2 separate regions of the Mus musculus genome follow, and region 2 is linked to region 1. A link is a loop called in an ENCODE intact Hi-C map of the cell type or tissue named here. Cell type or tissue: heart. All regions are shown on one strand.

Region 1 (2,500 bases):
ACCATCTGTGATGGGATCTGATGCCCTCCTTTCACCAGAGAAGAACGACAGTGTACACACACATATTAAATAAATAAATAAATAAATATTTTTTTAAAAATAAGATATTAACAAAGACACTTAGATGAGGAGCAGAGACTGGGCTATAATATCCTTTACACTGTCTTTCTGCTGCTATGGCTGTATAGTAATTTTATAAAATATCAGTGAAGGTCTAAAGCAAGCATGCTGGGAGAAACTGTGTAGTTTTGTAATCCAGCTCACTTCCTTTCCTTTCTCCCTTTACTGTCTCAGATCCCCCAGAAAGTGACCTTGAGATTGGGCTTCCTGTACAAGGGGTAGATTTAAATAGAGGTGGAAATGATTAGGAAAAATAAAGAAGAAGAAGAAGAAGAAGAAGAAGAAGAAGAAGAAGAAGAAGAAGAAGAAGAAGAAGAAGAAGAAGAAGAAGAAGAAGAAGAAGAAGAACTAGAGAAGGAAACCAATTAAGGTACAATTTCAGGCAGAGACCTGTGGGGTGGGGCTGTAATTTCAGCCTGATCCTGCTGGGGAGCTCTGGAGTGTAGGTAACAGGTCAGTTACTCCTGTTGGAGCCAAGGTGATTCATTTTTTTTTCAGATTCTTGCTTTTTTATTATAGTCCAAAGGGTATTGAGTTCTATAAACAGGCAAAATTCTCTAGTACCTCTAGGGTGGTACTCTGCGAAGACAAAATATGTTGGGCACAAAAGAACACAGAGGGAAAAGAAGATTCAGAAACAGTGTAATACAAAAGAATATTTTAGCAGATCCCAGTATTATCCACTGCACCCACCAGACTTTTCTATCATCATCAGCTTCTGTAAAGACAGTTCTTAAAGTCATACTTGAAGCATTGTGGAGAGAAGCTAGCTTTTGCATTGATCAAATACTGTTCTTAATTTTCTACAGTAAGTTTAATACCTGCTCTTCGGCAATACTAAAATGCCAATACTCTAAACTTATTGAAATGTCCGCGGTCATCTGGACTTCAGAAATTCAACAGGAACACTACAACAAAAATCTAGATGCTTCCATAGCTGCCTCTTCTGACTACTGAGGTCAGGAATGTTGAAAAGCTTCTAAAGCTATTCCAGGGCCTGTCTCCAAGTCTCAGGATTCTCTGGGGTCTTAGATCGTTCATTCCCACCTGTACTGGCTAGTTTTGTGTCAACTTGACACAGCTGGAGTTATCACAGAGAAAGGAGCTTCAATTGAGGAAGTGCCTCCATGAGATCCAACTGCAAGGCATTTTCTCAATTAGTGATGGGGGGGGGGGAGGCCCCTTGTGGGTGGGACCATCCCTGGGCTGGCAGTCTTGGTTCTATAAGAGAGCAGGCTGAGCAAGCCAGGGAAAGCAAGCCAGTAAGTAATATCCCTCCATGGCCTCTGCATCAGCTCCTGCTTCTTGACCTGCTTAAGTTCCAGTCCTGACTTCCTTGGTGATGAACAGCAGTATGGAAGTGTAAGCCGAATAAACCCTTTCTTCCCCAACTTGTTTCTTGGTCATGATGTTTGTGCAGGAATAGAAACCCTGACTAAGACACCACCTAATTTATGAGTGAAGAATATTTTTACATCATATTCTACCTCAGCCTTAAATATTTTGTATATACGAAAAGGCATGTGTTTCGAGCATCACAGTACACTGTACATTTACCATGTGCCAAAAACTACAAGCATATTTTAAATCTTGCCACGCTCGACTGTGACCTGAGGTATGATAAATGTAAGGTTACATATATCCATAAACTTTCCTAAGTCAATGATCAGTTTCTCCTCTCTTGTTGAAGAGCTCATATTTTGTGCATAACACCCTCTTTCAAGCATTATACTCTATAGCAAGAAGAGCAGAAAAAGCACAAGGTGGACTAAGGAGGCCAAACAACAATTTGGGCAATTCTTTGAAAAGCTTTCTTTCTGGAGATAAGTCTTGTTTCGATGATGGGAGACAAATTCACCGTGACAATTGCCATCTCCTGAAAAAGCAGAAAGACATTTGCAGAAGTGGGGAGCAAACATCAGATGAGAGTTTCAGATCTCCACTCAGAAGGAAGTCGTGCCTAGAAAAAGAATAGCTCCTTAGAGTTAACAGCCTTAGATGTGAGTGCCAGAGGCTTTCAAGCTGACTTTTCAAAGCCAGAAGCTTATAGCAACAAATCCTAAGAAGCAGAGGCTCGTGGATCTAGGTTCTGAAAACCCTGAGGCTTAGAAGCCTAAAGCAGCCGTTCTCAACCTGTGGGTCCCAACCCTCACAGGAATTACATACCAGATATTCTGAGTCTCAGATAGTTACATTATGATTCCCAACAGTAACAAAACTACAGTTATGAAGTAGCAACAAAAATAATTTTATGGTTGGGGAGGGCAACCCAACATGAGGAACTGTCTTAAAGTGTCACAGCATTTGCAAGGTTGAGAACTACGGCTCTAGATTCTCGAGTCTAGACCTTGAGTTCCAATGGCTCAGTACCCAGCAACTA
Region 2 (2,500 bases), 100 kb before region 1:
TTACACATGTATTGGGGATCTAAATGCACTTGTGTCCTCAGGCATATGGAGGCTGAAGAGAGAATCATTTTGATCAAATTTCTACCTTTTTCAGTGAGGCAGAGTCTCTCAGACAATCCCAGAGATCTCAGATGTGGGTATTCTTATTAGCCAGTTTAATCAAAGGGACCTTAACCCCATCTTCTGGGACGAGAATTACAGAAGGGCTTCTAAGCCCTGGCTTCTATGGATTGAAATCTCCTCTCCTCTCACTTGTTTCCAAATGCTTAACCACTGAGCCATCTCCCCAAACCCTCAAAAACAATGTAAAAAAAAAAAAGTGTTGTTTCTTCTTGGACTCAGTAGTCTTATTTGTAGGTAAACTGTGCCGTCAGAAGAAACCGATAGGGTAGGCTCTTCTCGCTCAGCTCATCTTGTATTCTGAGACCACATTTATTCCACAGGGTCAGAAGGAGACATGTTCCTGTCTCTTCAAAGAGAATGAATTATAGGGAATTTCTCACTTAGTTATCTACAGATAATAGAATCTTCTTTTTCCTTGGCTTCAAACCAGACAGATTTATAACGGCTAAAGCCCACTGGGCTCTCGTGGAATAAAAATGATGGCTCAGGTGTTATTTTTAGTCCTGCAAACTCCATATTTTCAAAGGTTTTAAAACTGAGTAATTAAGTTACATATAACTAGCATATACCCTACAGTCTTTAAAGACATATTAATGTGGGTGCTTTTAAAGAGCTGTAATTGGGGAGTACTATGTTCAATTTCTGTCACACTAACACTGCAGAGTGTCAGATGTCTGCAAACAAGATGGTATAGGAACATGTAGTGACATATTTAGGTACCCGTGTGTGCCATATGGTGTCACCTGGGCTACGTTTAAAGACTTACAGAAGGCATAAAATGATAATGAATGGTCTAAAAACTGTCGAATATCACTCAAAATGTTGTGTTCTACTTAAGACTACCACAAGAGGGCATTCTTCCTCCAACTTATATGCAAACAAATTCTTCCTTTGATTTGTCCAAGCAAAAAGCTGGGAGTGGGGGAAGGGGATAGGGGTTTTTCGGAGGGGAAACCAGGAAAGGGGATAACATTTGAAATGTAAATAAAGAAAATATCTAATAAAAGAAAAAATATGTGTAGGATATGTGTTGACGTTCCTTCGCCTGGCTGGGGGAATGTTTATGCTGTTGTCTGATTATGACACAGTATTCTCTGCTCATTACTCTCTCCCTTTCTGGTTTGACCTTCATAGGCTGCTAATTAATGGCTTCTGACAAATGAAAGACGGGAACTTTTTTTTCCCCTTAGTATGTGGATTTTTTTTTTGTCTGGTTGTGATTTGTCACTGGAATTCTCTAATAAAGCCAGTGGTTTTTCTGTGTGTCTCCCCTAGGGATTCTTTGAGGAGGAGGAAGGTAAAGAGTATATCTACAAAGAGCCTAAGCTGACAGGGCTCTCGGAGATCTCCCAAAGGCTTCTCAAGCTCTATGCAGACAAATTTGGAGCAGACAATGTGAAAATAATTCAAGATTCCAACAAGGTAGGTGAACAAACAGTGTTCACACAGTGACTTGACAGTGTTCACACAGTGACTTGACAGTGTTCACACAGTGTGACTTGACAGTGTTCACACAGTGTGACTTGAGAGTGTTCACACAGTGTGACTTGATAGTGTTCACACAGTGTGACTTGACAATGTTCACACAATATGACTTGACTAGATTTTTCCTATTTCTACGCACTGTTTTTAATTTTCCATGCGAAATGAACTAGCCAAAATACTTGAGATATTTTGCATGTTGATTGGCTGGTGAGGTTTTGGATTTTTTTTTTATGTTTGTATCTACATGAGTTTATGAACACCATGATTATGCATGTGTTCACAGAGGTCAGGAGAGGGCATTGGATCCTCAGGACTCTGGACTTACAGGTGATTGCAAACCACCAAGTGGGTGCTGCTAACCCAACCCAAGAGCGTGATTGTAAAGCACCATGTGGGCGCTGCTAACCCAACCCAAGAGCAGTAAGCACTGTTAACCACTAGGCCATCTCTTCAGCACAATTATAAGCTTTTACCTGAGTAATATTTATATCATTTTTTGAAACAACTTAGCAAGTCTTCTGCTTTTTCCATAGTTCATATGCTTTTGAATAGCAGTTAAAATGTTGAAGTAGCTGAGCTCAGAAGCAGAGCTGGAGGAAAAGCAAGACACTTACCTGTTTACCCAGTTCAGGAGGCCTTTGTGAACCCCACCATTCTGAGAGCTGTCTTCTAATAGAACCCAAATTGCTATCACATGGTATTAATTTGAGAGAATCCACTGAAGGTCTTCTTGGATCTTCTCATTAAACTATTGCCAGCCTTCACATACATTATCATTCTCCAGCCAACCTCTAGCAAGCATCTACTAACATGCCACACCCAGAGCCAGGCCTTGAGACACAGAACCTCTTCTTCTAGACCTCTCAGTTCATATGCATGGAAAAACTTGTGT

The links. Peaks named below come from ENCODE experiments on the same cell type or tissue, not always from the same donor. Only the 100,000 strongest peaks of a DNase experiment are listed, where the experiment ranks them.
Region 2: it touches region 1 in a loop (2.1-fold over the local background); 10 of 42 quality-filtered maps call a loop at or near these places.

The regions. Positions count from the first base shown.
Region 1 is chr1:80,413,576-80,416,075 of GRCm38, reverse strand. No RefSeq gene overlaps it. Among named protein-coding and RNA genes, the nearest start is that of Gm38673, 13 kb to the left of the region's middle. In heart, no CTCF peak of the experiment used is centred here; no DNase peak of the experiment used is centred here.
Region 2 is chr1:80,514,534-80,517,033 of GRCm38, reverse strand. It overlaps Dock10 (dedicator of cytokinesis 10), which reads left to right. Exons shown (of 56, transcript NM_175291.4): 51 at 1,399-1,545. Among named protein-coding and RNA genes, the nearest start is that of 1700016L21Rik, 70 kb to the right of the region's middle. In heart, a CTCF peak has its summit at 963 (motif pointing right); no DNase peak of the experiment used is centred here.